Regions from separate parts of the Homo sapiens genome. Here region 1 is linked to region 2. A link is a loop called in an ENCODE intact Hi-C map of the cell type or tissue named here. Cell type or tissue: psoas muscle. All regions are shown on one strand.

Region 1 (8,000 bases), 150 kb after region 2:
AAGTAGCTGGGATTACAAGCGTGTACCACCACAACTGGCTAATTTTTTGTATTTTTAGTAGAGACAGAGTTTCACCATGTTGGCCAGGCTGGTTTCAAACTCCTGACCTCAAGTGATCTGCCCGCCTTGGCCTCCCAAAGTGCTGGGATTACAGGTGTGAGCCACCTCGCCCAGCCTTATTTATTTATCTATTTATTTTTTGAGATGGAGTCTCACTCTGTCGCCCAGGCTGGACTGCAGTGGTGCGATCTCGGCTCACTGCAACCTTCGCCTCCTGGGCTCAAGTGATTCTCCTGGCTCAGCCTCCCAGGTAGCTGGGATTACAGGTGCGTGCCACCATGCCCAGCTAATTTTTTTTTTTTTTTGAGACGGAGTCTCGCTCTGTCACCAGGCCAAAGTGCAGTGGCGCAATCTCGGCTCACTGCAACCTCCACCTCCTGGGTTCAAGCGATTCTCCTGCCTCAGCCTCCTGAGCAGCTGGGACTACAGGCGTGCGCCACAACGCCCGGCTAATTTTTGTATTTTTAATAGAGATGGGGTTTCACCATGTTGGCCAGGATGGTCTTGATCTCTTGACCTTGTGATCCGCCCGCCTCAGCCTCCCAAAGTGCTGGGATTACAGGCGTGAGCCACCTTGCCCGGCTAATTTTTGTATTTTTAGTAGAGATGGGGTTTCACCATGATTGGCCAGGCTGTTCTCAAACTCCTGACCTCAGGTGATCCTCCCGCCTTGGCCTCCCAAAGAGCTGGGATTACAGATGTGAGCCACCATGCCTGGCCCTGGCCTTATTTTTTTTTAAATTTTTATAGAGATGGGGTCTCCCTATGTTGTCTAGGCTGGTCTCAAACTCCTGGGCTCAAGCAATCCTCCTGCCTTGGCCTCCCAAAGTGCTGGAATTACAGCTGGGAGCCATCATGCTCGGTCTTTTTTTTTTTTTTTTTGGTAAAAAATTTAAAATTTCACAAACCATAAATATTTACTGTAGAAAATGAGAAAATACAAATGGGCAAAGGAAACTAATAAAATTCACCAGCAATTCCATCACTTACAGACAACCACTTTAAAAACTGTCAATACATAGTCTTGTTGACATTCTTTTGTGTGTTACATATTTCCTAAAAGAATGAGATCATACAGATATATCATCCTCTTCTGCATAGCCATATGTTGTGAGTAACTTTCCATGAAAATAAATATACTTCAACATTCTTACTTTTTTTTTTTTTTGAACAGGGTTTTGCTTTGTCACCCAGGCTGGATTGCAGTGGTACAATCATGGCACAGCTCGGCTCACTTCAGCCTCGACTTCCCAGGTTCAAGTGATCATCCTGCCTCAGCCTCCTGAGTAGCTGGAACTATAGGTGCACACTACTACACCCGGCTAATTTTTTAAATTTTTGGTACAGACAAGGTCTTGCTGTGTTGCCCAAGCTGGTCTTGAGCTCCTAGGCTCAAGTGATCCTCCTGCCTCAGCCTCCCAAAGTGCTGGAATTATAGGCATGAGCCACTGTGCCCAATCCAACATTTTTACTTTCTGTATCTCAACTTTCATCAACCATTTTCCTATTGTAAGGCATTCCAACTGCTCCAATATTCCATTTCTATAAATGACAGTATAAAATCTGTAAGCTTAATCTTTATATACATGTACTACAAAAACTGCCATCAAGGTAGGTTATAGTAACTTATAATACATTCACTTAAGTAACAAGGGTATGAGAACATTTTTTATCTTTTTGGAAAGAAAAAAGGATTAGTGATTAGGCAATTTCTTTCCAGGTAGAAATCAGAAGGCTGGATTCAGGATGCACAACAGTTTACTAGGTACTTGGAAAACTGAGAGACCCTGACAGCTCTTTCTAGTTCCTGCAAAGGGCCACATATTTTATCCAAGTTACTTCTTCCAAAGGAATTACCTTTCGAAGCCAGCCAGGACAGGAGCTGCTGGCCCCATTACTGTTCCCCATGGCCTCTGTGGGACTGATTAAACCTTCCATTCCTCGGTCTGCTTCCATTGTTCCTCGGAAGCCTCCACTTGGGTCAGGAGTTTCAGATTCCTGCTGACTGTCCTCTTCTTCACCACCGCCGCCCCCGCCGCCTCCTCCCGGGCTAGAGCTCTGAAACACTGACAGATATACAGCACAGAAATAGACAGCTTTGCTATGCAGCAAGACAGATTTACCATTTGACAACCCTACTTACCCTGGAAAGGTGCCTATAAGCTGCATGAAGTGCAATGGCAACAGTGCAAGTCAAATGTTAGGGACTAAATTTTTGGTTTTCATACAAACTATGTTTTGTAATTTTGTATAGTTGTATTTGTATATCAGGATGCTCATAATGATAATTCACTTCCATTTACCAACTTTGTTTATCTTGTATCCATAGCAGGTTATCAATATTCTAAAAGCATTACCAAACAATCCCCCCAACCACAGCCCACCAAATCTAGCACCCATGCTTACTCTGCTTCTTTAAGAGATACATTCAGATTCCAGCATCCTCCATAGACACTTATCTTATATAAAAAGGTCTTTAATATTTGAGCCAAACTCCTCTTAAAGTTGCCAGATAAACTTACCATTAACTCCCTGTCCGGGGAAAATCTGAATGTTGAATTCTTCAACTTTTTTTTTTTTATTTGAGACCGAGTCTAGCTTCTGTTGCTCAGGCTGGAGTGCAGTGGCCCGATCTTGGCTCACTGCAACCTCTGCCTCCCAGGTTCAAGCAATTCTCCTGTCTCAGCCTCCCGAGTAGCTGGGATTACAGGCACACACCACCATGCCCAGCTAAGTTTTGTATTTTTAGTAGAGGCGGGGTTTCACTATGTTGGCCAGGCTGGTCTCGAACTCAGGTGATCCACCTACCTTGGCCTCCCAAAGTGCTGGGATTACAGGCGTGAGCCACTGCACCCAGCAATTTTTTTTTTTTGAGGCACAGTTTCATTCTGTCATCCAGGCTAGAGTGCAGTGGCACGATCTTGGCTCACTGCAACCTCCGCCTCCTGGCTTCAAGTGATTCTCGTGCCTCAGCCTCCTGAGTAGCTGGGATTACAGGTGCCCGCCACCATGCCTGGCTAATTTTTGTATTTTCAGTAAAGACAGGGTTTCACCATGTTGGCCAGGCTGGCCTTGAATTCCTGACCTCAAGTGATCCACCCGCCTCGGCCTCCCAAAGTGCTGGGATTACAGGCGTCAGCCACTGCGCCCGGCCAATTCTTCAAAATTTAATGTGAATATTACATTCTCTGACGACTATCTGTATCCATTTTTATAATATAATGGCTGATTCTTTCATATCATACAGCATATTCCAAGCAACCTTAATGAAGACTAGCTGATGTGTGGTCAGGAAATGAAACTGAATTTTAATATGGGCCAAATAAAAATATAATTAAGAAGATTAATCTGTCAAAGTTAAAGAAAAATTGCCTGGTATTTTCTTTTTTTTTTTCTCTTACTCCTCAGGGATCCTTGTTCTGATGCCTGGTATTTTCTGAGGCTAAATGTAAAGAAGGGTTAATTATCACCTGCTGTGCTGGCCTGGGGACTAACTGGGTCATGCTGAGATCCTACGGAAGCAGCAGAACTATAGTTACCAAAGTGAGTTCTGAAGCTTACTTTTTGTTTTAAATGGCTTTTTAAGATTATGCTGCATTTTAGATATACCTAAGACTATTTTAACATACGTGTAAATTTTCATGCCTAACAATAAACATAGGTCTATTTGCCACTAGAACTAGAATTGCACTATCCAATATGAGTTACTAGCCATATGTGCCCGCTTAAACTTAAAGAGAATTAAAAATTCAGTTCCTCAGTCACACAAGCCACTCTCTGGAGTGCTCAATAGCCACAGAAAGCTGGTAGCTACTATACTGAACAGCACCGATATGGAACATTTCCATTGTTGCAAAAAGATCTACTGGACACTGCTGAACTAGAGCATTACCTATATCACTGTATTTGCCGTGTGAATTCCTTCCTTCTCTGGCCTCCTACCCAGATGAAACCATTCTGTTTAATTTTATATTTATCATTTCTTCTTAAAAACTTTATCGCCTTTATGTATCCTTAAATAATACATTACTATTCATTTTACTTTTATTTATTTTTTTTGAGATGGAGTCTCACTCTTTCGCCAGGCTGGCTGTACAGTGGCGCAATCGTGGCTCACTGCAACCCCTGCCTCCCAGGTTCAAGTGATTCCCCTGCCTCAGCCTCCCAAGTAGCTGGGACTACAGGTGTGCACCACCATGCCTGGCTAATTTTTTTTTGTATTTTAGTAGAGACAGGGTTTCACCATGTTGGCCACGATACTCTCAATCTCCTGACCTTGTGATCTGCCTGCCTTGGCCTCCCAAAGTGCTGGTGTTACAGGCGTGAGCCACCACACCCAGCCTATTTTACTTGTTTCTAAACTTTATAAAAAGGCATGTAGTCTGCTGCAACTTGCTTTTTACATTTCACATTATGGAAATATTTGGAGATGTTCACTTTCACTCCAATGGATGGTTATAACGCATTTAATCAACAAATAGTTACTGAGCATTTACCATTTGCCAGGCACTGTTCTAGGGAAGTAGATAAAATTGATAAATAAAAAAGACAAAAATCCCTGCTCTTCCTCGAGTTTACATCTTCCCACCAATGGACATTTGCTTTTAATTTTATGTTTTTCCTTTAAATACTGTTCTAGTAAAACAAACTTGTAGTAGAACTGCTGTGCTTAGCGAAAGATCTTCAGTCAGTTTTGACAGATATTAATATACATAAACAGAGATGCCAAGCAATGGGCTACTTAACTATATATAATATGGTGTAATAAGTCAGTGTATATGTGTAAACTGAAGTTCAACAAGTCTAGATCATGTTTTCAGCTGTTTCTTTTTGGAGGTTTAATCTGTTTGATTGACCGATTGTTTATGTATTTATTCATTTATTCGAGATAGGGTCTTGCTATGTTGCCCAGGCCGGATTGCAGTGGCTATTCATAGGCATGATGATAGTGCACTGTAACCTTGAACTCCTGGCCTCAAGTAATCCTCCTGACTCAGCTTCCTGAGTACCTGGGACTAACGGCTGTGCCACTGTGCCCAGCTTTAATCTGCTTTTATTCTGGGTGTTTATGTGTTTTGATTCCAAACAATATCAGAATCTGGGCTGGGCATGGTGGCTCATGCCTGTAATCCCAGCACTTTGGGAGGCTGAGGTGGGCAGATCACTTGAGGCCAGGAGTTTGAGACCAGCCTGGCCAAACCTACTAAAAATACAAAAAATAGCTGAGTGTGGTGGTGCATGCCTGTAATCCCAGCTACTTGGGAGGCTGAGGAAGGTGAACCACTTGAACCTGGGAGGCAGAGGATGCAGTGAGCCGAGATTGCGCCATTGCACTCCAGCCTGGATGACAGAGCAAGACTGTGCCTCAAAAAAAATAAATAAATAAAATAAATCAGAATCCTGGTTCTGAGACATCAAAGACTACAGGGACTCTAGCAGGTAGAAAACCAAAAAGGAAAATAGATTCAATTTCCTAGCATGGTCCCCAATAATAGAGAACCATGAAGACAGCAGTCAAAGGAAATCTATCAGAGATCTTTGGGATGATTCTCCTAACCACACTGAAAGTTTAGCCGAGTTTTATTCTGAGTGCCTGTTTTGGTGAACTATTTCTTTAGACTGGAATACCCCTGGGAATACCGTGGAAGTAGAGGACTCATTACCCCCTAGAATAGTAAGGAAAGGAATAATACATAAGTCATATTACAGTACTGGGCAAGCTACTTAATTACTTGCATATGCGTTGGAGGCAAAGATGATGTAGTGTCTCTCTGACCACAATGTAAAAGTTATAACTTACTGCAAAACCAAACAAAATATGATCTTCTCTCTTAACCACTGTATTCCTCACTTCCCAAAGACATTTCCCATTTTCCTTTGGGTTTTGGAGTCTACATGGAATCTAACCAAAAGACCCACACTTCAGAAAACCACTGGTACCTGAAACATTGGTACTTACCAGTTCCAATGGATAAGCCACTGCTATTGGAACGGATGGTCTTAGAATTCAATACTTTCTCTGAGAAAAAATATTTGGTAGGTAAGCACTGTATACTGATATAGGCAAGAAAAATGAGAGAAGACTAGGATAGGGAGATAATTGCTCTCCTTGACTCCAGATAACTTTAGAACTATAACTTACAGTTTTAGAAATTAGTATCATAAGCTAAGCACCACTTGCTATTCTAAGTATATTCACTATCTACATTAGCAACTGTCTGCCTTGGCTGGTCACTGGAATCACCTGGGAAGTTTTAAAAAGTAACCATGTGTTTGAGACCAGCCTAGGCAACATGGCAAAACCCAATCTCTAAAAAAAAATGCAAAGCTAGCCAGGTGTGGTGGCACTGGCCTGTAGTCCCAGCTACTTGGGAGGCTCAGGTGAGAGGATCAATTGAGCCTGGGAGAGCGAAACTACAGTGAGCTGTGTCTGTGCCACTGCACTCTACTCTGGGTAACAGAGTGAGACTCTGTCTCAAAATTTAAAAAAAGGAAGTAACATTGCATAGGTCTGTAGGTTCCACCCCAGAGATTCTGATTTAATTGGTCAGGGATAGGGTCTGGACCGTGGTATTCTTAAAAGCTTCTTGGCCGGGTTCAGTGGCTCATGTCTGTAATCTCAGCACTTTGGGAGGCCGAGGCAGGCAGATCATGAGGTCAGGAGTTCAAGACCAGCCTGGCTAATATGGTGAAACCCCATCTCTACTAAAAAATCCAAAAATTAGCCAGGTGTGATGGTACACTCCTGTAGTCCCAGCTACTCGAGAGACTGAGGCAGGAGAATCGCTTGAACCTGGGAGGATGCAGTGAGCTGAGATCGCACCACTGCGCTCCAGCCTGGGCGACAGAGCGAGACTTCGTCTCAAAAAAAAAAAAAAAAAAAAAAAAAGCTTCTCAAGGATTCTAATGTATGTGCTGCTAAGGTTGCAAACCACTGATCTAAAAGTAGACTTATAAACCCTTACACAGGCATTTATAAAGTAGTTCCTAACAAAGTAATCTTTATGCAGAAAGTGCTTATAATTTAAAGTTTCTTTTAAAGGATGTACTGAATGTTTCTCATGAAAGCATGAGCACAGACAACAAATTAATTGGTGGATGATTAGAAGTAACAAATTCTAGGGCCAGGCACGGTGGCTCATGCCTGTAATCCCAGCACTTTGGGAGGCTGAGGCAGGTGGATCACCTGAGGTCAGGAGTTCTAGACCAGCCTGGCCAACGTGGTGGAACCCCATCTCTACCAAAAATACAAAAATTAGTCAGGCGTGGTGGTAGGCACCTATAGTCCAAGCTACTTGGGAGGCTGAGGCAAGAGAATTTGCTTGAACCCAAGAGGCGGAGGTTGCAGTGAGCCGAGATCACACCATAGCACTCCAGCCTGGGCGAAAAGAGTGAAACTCCAACTCAAAAAAAAGACAAAAAAAAACAACCAAAAAAATCAATTCTAAGGGGGCAGGCAGAGCCCAAACTTATATTAAAAAATAATCAAGAGATGGCAGATAGCAAAGCTCCAGGAAATGACAATGTTCTGTTCCCACCACTAGGCATGGCATCCTTGACCATTACAAGACTTACAGAAATGGCTTCTTCAGGACATTTCTGTTTCCAACAATGTGACTAACAGTACTCAGATGTGGGTCCATCCTCTGTCAAAGCCATCCCAACCCCAGACATATGAAACTCTTACCAACGATGAGAATGGTATGCCATCCACGGCAAGACAGGTCCGGGACATGATGCAGAGATCCAAAAATAGGCCGAGGCCATGAGGTACAGATATCAGAGCCATGTGGTCTCTCTGTGGGGGTCATTGCCAGGCGGCCATTACCACCATTGCCCCAGGCAAAAATGTGATTATCTAGGAAAAAAGTTAAACAGTAGACCATTTAACAGAACACTGGCTTCCCAATTCTCCGGGTTCCCCATCTTTATATCCTAGA
Region 2 (8,000 bases):
GCCCGCCTACCAGCCTTAGCCATCACCCTCTGATTCACCTGCCTTAAGCATCAGCCAAACTGAACCGCTGGAGAGTCCCTGTACAGGTAGGGGTTTTGCCAGCTCTGGGGTCTTTGTTAATGGGTTGCCTCCACCTAGAATGGCTTCCCCAGTCATCTCCCCAGACCCAAATCTTGCCTACTCTTCAAGTCACAGCTCAAATGCCACCAGCTTTGCAAAGCCAGTTCTGATGTTCCCCAGCTGCAGGTCATCTCAGGTGGCTTTAGCAGCTCTTCAGCTGCATTCTTTTAGCTACATGGCCTGCTTTCCTTCTATTCTAATCACCTGTGTATATCTGATTCCGCTGACGAACTTTTTAAGGTCAGCGACAATGTCTTATTTCTCTCTGCGTAACCCTAGCTAATCGAGGTGCTCCCCTGGGTTCAGTCTCTGCCTAGTGTCTCACTGAGTGGGCGTCTCTCAAAGAACATTCGGGCCTGCAATGTTAGGGAGCATGACAGTGCTTCCTCAAAGCCCTTCTCAAACTGTCTTATATCAATAGAGACTCCACAGCAAAACCCCAAACTCCTTCTCTAGTCCCAGCCCCGAGGCCTTTTATTTCCCTCTGCCTACCTGCTTGCTTTCTCTTTCCTAGCTGTTAGGTAGACCAGCTTAGCCCTCCAGCTGTGATCTCTCTCCTTATTCCCCTTATTTATTGCAGAATAGAATTTTCTTTAGTAGGTAGGGAAGACTTTTGCTTGCTAATATACTTTGCCCTGTCATACATGTATCTACTACAAAATACCTAGGCCTTGTAGACTCAAAAAATGCTCATGAGTGAATAAATGATCAGGGTTACCAGCCCACGTGCATGATTAAGACCAAACAATCTACTTCTCTCTATCCTTGTTACTTCTCCCTAGACCAAACCACCATAATTGGTTGCCTGGCTTCTCCACAGCCTTTGAAGTGGTATTTGTACTCTAAGTTTTACACTCCTAGAGACCATTTTCCACATAGTGGGTGGAGTGATTGTTCAAAAATGTACCTAATGGCTGGGTGTGGTGGCTCACGCCTGTAATCCTAACACTTTGGGAGGCTGAGGTGGGTGGATCACTTGAGGTCAGGAGTTTGAGACCAGCCTGGCCAACATGGCAAAACCCTGTCTCTAATAAAAACACAAAAATTAGCCAGGTGTGGTGGTGTGCACCTGTAGTCCTAGCTACTCAGGAGGCTGAGGCATGAGAATCGCTTGAACCCGGCAGGTGGAGGCTGCAGTGAGCGGAGATTGTGCCACTGCACTCTAGCATGGGTGACAGAGTGAAACCCTGTCTCAAAAAGAAAAAAATGTATCTAATGTCATTTCATTCCCCTGTTTGAAACTCTGCAGTGGTTTATCTCACATTATAACAAAATTTGAACTCCTTACCCTGACTTGCAAAGCCCTTTATGGTCTGGCCCCTGGCTACTTCCAACATCACATCCCATATCCCCCCTCCCTGCCCATCATGCTCCAGCCACACTGGGGTTCCTTCCAGCACTTTCCACCAGCTGTGCCCTCTGGAGTGCTCTTATCCCTGATCTTTACATGACCAACTCCTTCTTGTCCTTCAAACTTTACCATCAATGTCATCTCCACAGAGATGCCATCCATAACCTCCTGACCTAGAGTACCTTCCCCCCAACGCTATCTCTTCACCTTTCCTTATTTTCTGTTCTGGTTTCTTATTGCTGCATAACAAACTACCTCAAAACAATTTGTTATTATAGTATTTTATGTTTCTGTGCATCAAGGAAATCAAACGGCACAGTGGATACAGCTTGTCTTTGCTCTGTAAGATCTGGGGCATCTGCTAAGATAACTGTAATGGCTGCGGGTTGGAATAGCTTGGGGTTGGCTGAGTCTCTCTCTCTCTCTCTTTTTCCACATCTCTATACGGCCAGCTTGAGCTTCCTTCCAACATGGTGACCTCAGGGTAGTTGGACATCTTACATGATAGCATAGGGTTCCAACAGACCAAGGCAGAAGCTGCCAGTCCTCTTGAAAGCTAGACTTGAAACAAGTATAGGGTCTCTTCTGCTATAGTCTACTGATCAACGCAGACCCAGGCCAATTCAGATTCAAACAGAGGGAAGACACTTCACCTCTTAAGAGGAGGAATGTAAAATAATTCAAGAGCATCTCTAATATGAGAGAACGCATTTTGGCAGCAAGACATTTTCTTATTAATGTATTTGTTTATATGGGTAACTTGCTTATTGAGCAAGTTTTTTTCCCCCTTCCATCATTGCTTCTAGATGAACTATGTTGGTTCTCCTTTTTCTGTCCCGTAACAGTATCTTGGGCAGATCTTCTAGTATTCCTGTTGCTTTAGCTTATTAAAGGCCCAGCCCCATCTAGGCTGGTCCATCTAACCAAGACTAACCATTTCCCTTCCCCAGGCAGGGTCTGGATTTGGCCCAGGGGAGTGGGGAGGGGTGTAGTTTGCCCCTGTACCCCCACTCCTCTCTCTCTCTCCTCCTCCTTTTCTCTCCCCTTTTCTCTTCTTTCACACAGATGGGGAGGGAGAGCTTTCAGGAAAGTCCCTGTCAGCTGTGGCCATTTCTTCTCTGGCTATGAATGTTCCCGGCATGATGGCGTTCAGATGCTAACTCTCTTGTGGGTTCACCACAGGGCCACCTCGCACCACTGTTCCCTGATGTGAGAGGTCCCTTCAGCTCTATATCTCTCACCCCACCACTCAGCCACTGCCCCAACCTCCACCCAACAGCCTACCGACTGTGGGTCTGCACAGCTGCAGGCCTCCCTCTTGGGAGGACATGGACAAGACAGCTCAAGGACATGCACCTTCCGCCATGTCCACCTGACCCATGGGCAACGACTGCTGGGTGCCCCAAGGAGTCCCTGCCCTGTCTGTCTCTGCCTCTTCAATCCTGCCCTCCCCCAACCTCCCTGTCCAGATGGCGCGTGGGCTGATCTCAACAGCAAATCCAGATCCAGGGAGAGGAGGGGAGGGAGTCAGCACCCCAGGACTCCAGTGACCCATCTCCCTCTCTCTTCCTTCCCCTGTCCTGGTCTTCTGCTTATGGAGACTGAGGAAGGGGGTGCTGGGAGATTTGGGGGCATAGCAGAATTGCTTTAACCATCTCTTAATAAATCCTGTAGGCAAATGGGCCTAGTCTCAAATGGTTCCTTTGTTTTAGAATATGGGGTACTCAAGGCCCTTTTTCCTTAGCTCTGAGTCCGGCCACCCATTCGAGCAGCAGAAAAGGCCCACCCAGTACCCTCTGGCACTAGAGCATGGGCTGTCTCTCCCCTCGCATGTGTGGTCCACGAGAGCAGGGTCCTGTGTGTCTGTCCCCACTGGATCCTGGATGCCTAGTCAGTGTCTAGGACACAGAGGGTGCTCCACAAATAGATGACAAGCAAATCCCTCTAGGACCTAAATGGCTGGAACGGCTGCCAATATAGTCAAGTAGGCCAGCTGGCTCCTTCCTACCCATTCCTGCTGCGAGGCTCCTGCCCACGGATGTGGAGTTTTGCTTCTGGCTTCCAGGAGCTTTTCTGGTTTCTGTCTTGCTCTCTACAGGGGTCACTGGCCTGGGTCGGGAGGCTGCCCGCCATGTGGGTGACCTTATGGAGCCAAAAGCCTTGAAGATGCTACCGGGCCTGGGTTGGGGTCCTCAGGGCTGAGCTAGAGGCCTGGCCAGTGGGAGGGGATGGGTGCTCTTCCCAGTTCACAGTGGGTCAAAGGCAACAGCTCAGAACAGCTGCAGCTAAAGAGAGGAGAGGCAGGAGAGGAAGTGCATTTCTTTGGCAAAGTATGTCTCCTGGGGCTGACTCACACCCGTCTATGACCACAGCCAGAAGCACATTCTGACCAGCGTGTCCTGCAGAGTCCCCAGGCCTCGGTGAACAGGGCACCAAGGACAGCTGCCTCAGCAGGGCCACCCCACTCCGCTGGACATCCCCAGCTCCCCTCAAAGCCCCAGGCAGGCCCCTGTGCCCCTGGGTCCCTGTGGGTTTCTCCTCAGCAGCCTCAAATGAGGAAGTGAGGCTGAGGAGAGAATGGGGGAACTTCTCTTCCCCCAATACATATAGCAGCATATAACATCAAAGACACAGACACACAGACACACACACACACACACACACACACACACACACACACACACACCCCTTGCAGGTCAGAAGCAGAGTGGAGTTTGATAGTAAGTGGTTTGGATTAAAAAAAAAATAGGCCTGGCATGGTGGCTCATGCCTGTCATCCCAGCACTTTGGGAGGCTGAGGCGGGTGGATCACTTGAGGTCAGGAGTTCAAGACCAGCTTGGTCAACATGGTGAAACCCTGTCTCTACTAAAAATACAAAAATTAGCCGGGCATGGTGGCGCACGCCTGTAATCCCAGCTACTCAGAAGGCTGAGGCAGGAGAATCGCTTGAACCTGGGAGGTGGAGGTTGCAGTGAGCCGAGATTGTGGCACTGCACTCCAGCCTGGGCGACAGAAGGAGACTCCGTCTCAAAAAAAAAACCATTAAAAAATAATAAGAAGATTTATTTTTTTCCTGCCAAAGCACTGAGGAGGAAGACGGAAGGAACTGGGGGGTAAAAGGCAGAGAAATCCGGGCAGCATCTGCTGGTCCTTGCGTCTGTTCAGCAGCCCGAGCAGGCTATACGTGCTGCCGTTCAGCGCCCTGAGACCCAGCCCAGGATGTCTATCAGGAGGGCCGGAGGAGTTCGGGAGTCCTTGCGGCACTGGGCTGGGGCAGCCCTAAGCCCTGGGAGAGGAGGAGATTGTGCTCTTGATGCTGTTAAAAAGTGGCTGGGACCAGCCTCTCCTCAACTTTGGAAACAAAACTACATCTTGGGAGCTCCTCGTTAGGGAAGGGGCGACCCCAGGGTGCTGTAGAAGCAGGTTGGGCGACCTCCGGGGCAGCCTTGAAGTGGCCTCCACAGGAACAGTCTCCAGTGACCACCCAGGGCCACCGAGACTTGAGCCTGGGCCCCAGTAGAAATGTGTCAAAGCCAGAAGAGCCATCTAGCCAGGCCCCTCAGGTCAGAGATGAAACGTGAAGGCAGAGGGAAGCCCAGTGCCACTCGGTGAGTTATAGACAAAGCCAGGCCTCTGACCCCCGCTTCAGTGCTCTTAACTCTCCATCAGCCATTTCACCTTCTTGGGCCTAAGTGTCCTCAGCTGTCAAAAGGAGGAAGGAAGGAGCAAGCTAACATGTTGTCGTGAGCTGTGACATGCCCTCTCGTCGACTGAGCGAGGCTTTTGAGATAAGGAAACTGAGGCTCGGAGAAGGTGCTGTGCTCTTCCTGTTACACCCCGATCCCTGGGTCTGTCTGGCTTCCGTTCCCGGCTGACGCTCACTGCCCCGGAAGACACACCCACTAGATCAGCGTTTCCACACTAGAATACTTTATTCAAGAGAATCTGGCTTGGCAGTCAGATGGCCCTGCAGGGACAGCTTGTGGGGGTGCCAGGGCCCTTGGGGAACCTGCTCCCCTGCCACTGCCTTCAGCTGGGACGCACAGGCTCCTCCCCTGGTGACCTCATCCCCACTGGCTGAGCTGTTTCTCATCCAGGCAGCTCTTTCTCCAGCCCGGGGCCCACTCTGTATGTGTCTCTTAGGGGGGGCAGGGTGGTGGCACCTTGGCCGGAAAGAACAATGTCCCAGTACAAGCAAATGGCAAAGTGTGAGGGGAGATCACGGGGGACAAGGAGTGGCAAAAGCCCCCAGGCAACCACTGTTCTCCAGAGCTGAATGTTCTGATCTTCAGAAGAAGAGGGGGAAGTGGCTGGATCCCCTCCGCCCGCTGCCGGCCTTCCCACCAGCCAGGCCGTGGCGGCCCCAGCAGGATCCGCATCCCTACTTTGGACAGGAGCTCCGAAAGCAAGGGCTGCTTGTCTGTGCAGAGCCTGAGGCCCAAGAACAGGTAGCAGGGCCCCCTTCTTTCCTTCTGCAGGCCCCTGGAGACCTCCAGGGCCTCTGGGGCCTAGCTTGCCCCTCACGAGGCCACGTGTCTTGCTTCTTTCAAAGCGGAAGCTCCCAGGGGTCTGTGGCTGGCTTCTCTCTTTCTCTCACGTTGTTGAAGGCACTGAATTCCTGAGGGTCCTGTCCTTCCCTGCCCCTCGTCTTGAAGGGAGCGAGGCATTCAGCAGGGAAACAGTTGGCTAATAAATAGAGGGCAGGTACCAGCAGGAGTCACTGAAGAGTGTGACGGTAATAAATACACGAGCCGGGTGCGGGGTCTCTCTCCTCCAAGGGGTGGGTTACCTCCGGGGAACAGCATCGCCGCACCTGCCAGAGACCAAGCACAGACGGGGCGGGTATCAGCACACTGTGGAGGGTGCGGTCTCCTCCTATGGAGGAGGGGGCAGGCCCAGAGGAGGAGCTTGGGCAGGGAGCATGGGGAGGGCGCAGTGCTCCTGGGTCCCTGCTTGCTTCAAGCTGAGGAGAAGCTGGGAGCTACCCTTCACCAAACACTTACCCATGTGCCCAGCCCTGTGCCAAGCACTGTCTTCTTAACCCTCAACAACCTTCCATGAGGAAGGCACCCTGATTATTCTTGTGAAGATTAGGAAACTGAGGCCCAGAGAGGTGAAGAAGCTTGCCTGTGGTCACACGGCCAGTCGGTGACAGAGCCACATTTGAACCTAATCACACTCCATGCAATCATGCCTCTGATTACCCTAAGACAGCAGTCTCCAAACAGGGGAGTACCGCTAGACGCACGTGAGGCCTGAGTACTGACGGTTTTAAAGAAATCCATTTTCAGCCTCCAGGTCTACATTGCCTTAAAATTATTTTTGTGAGGCAGTGGCTGAGATCTGCTTCTCTGGCCACAACACATCTTGCTCATTCTAAATCCTCATAAAGTGCTTTGCTGCCAGGTAAAAGTATTCTGAGGACATGAAAAAAAGAACAATTTGAGATATTGATGTAGGTCTTGAGAAAGAAAATATGGCTAATGACTGGGTAACCAAGGCTTTCAACAAAACTGAAGAACAGCTTAACCAAATTGTCAGCCAGGATATCATGAGAAGTAATTTGTTCTTAGCAGAGCACCTTGAGATTTCTGGCAAATAACTTGGAAGGAAGGAGTTCAAGTAATTGAGTGACATCTAGTCTCATTTACTTATTTATGTGAACATGGTTTCTCAACCTTCTCATCAATAAAAAAATGATAAACAGGAATTAAATTAATGCAGAATCCTGTCTCAGTCTGGCAGGAAGTAACATTCATTAATGGATTCATTCACTAATTGAAACGAGGTAGCCACATCCATCTCATTGAGATGCATTCCCAATCAAATTGATTGTATTTTTATGTTGAACATCTATTAAAATAGGAAGTATTTGTGCTGTTTTGACCAAATGGTGCTACTAAGAATTATTTTGATAATTTATTCCAGGAGAAAATTTAATTTAGGTTTATGCTCACAGGAAATTTAAAATAATTCAAACTCATATATCATTTTTTTGTGGCAGATAAATATGACAAGGTAATCAATAAAAGACTTCTGAAAATTAAAAGTACTGTTACACTAGGCTGAAATTCTTGGGGGTGGGGAGTGAAATGGAAATACAAGTTCCAGGAAAAAAGAAACAATGTAAATATATAATTATGAAAGGAAGTGTTCCTGTATTTTTTTTTTTTTTGCTTGTTAATTTTCTTTTTTTTTTTTTGAGACGGAGTCTTGCTCTGTCCCAGGCTGGAGTGCAGTGGCGTGATCTCGGCTCACTGCAAGTTCCGCCTCCCGGGTTCATGCCATTCTCCTGCCTCAGCCTCCCGAGTAGCTGGGACTATAGGCACCCACCACCACACCCGGCTAATTTTTTGTATTTTTAGTACAGATGGGGTTTCACCATGTTAGCCAGGATGGTCTCGATCTCCTAACCTTGCGATCCGCCCGCCTTGGCCTCCAAAAGTGCTGGGATTACAGGTGTGAGCCACCGCGCCTGGCCTGCTTGTTCATTTTCTTAAAAGTGGATGATGGTGAGTATAACATTAA

What was found. Hi-C counts contacts between places; a loop is a spot of excess contacts. Peaks named below come from ENCODE experiments on the same cell type or tissue, not always from the same donor. Only the 100,000 strongest peaks of a DNase experiment are listed, where the experiment ranks them.
Region 1: a loop joins it to region 2, with 6 times the contacts of the local background. A loop is called at or near these places in 87 of 110 quality-filtered maps.

Annotation. Positions count from the first base shown.
Region 1 is chr14:75,089,353-75,097,352 of GRCh38, forward strand. It overlaps NEK9 (NIMA related kinase 9), which reads right to left. Exons shown (of 22, transcript NM_033116.6): 17 at 7,748-7,918; 18 at 6,020-6,079; 19 at 1,918-2,126. Among named protein-coding and RNA genes, the nearest start is that of ZC2HC1C, 24 kb to the left of the region's middle. In psoas muscle, no CTCF peak of the experiment used is centred here; a DNase peak (open chromatin) is centred at 7,819; H3K27ac peaks cover 1,213 bases.
Region 2 is chr14:74,936,449-74,944,448 of GRCh38, forward strand. PGF (placental growth factor) reads right to left here. Exons shown (of 7, transcript NM_002632.6): 7 at 5,386-6,285. The coding sequence ends at 6,258. It overlaps LOC107984690 (a long non-coding RNA gene), which reads left to right and starts at 6,281. Exons shown (of 3, transcript XR_001750826.3): 1 at 6,281-7,984. In psoas muscle, no CTCF peak of the experiment used is centred here; DNase peaks (open chromatin) are centred at 3,493, 3,873, 4,953 and 5,473; H3K27ac peaks cover 4,187 bases.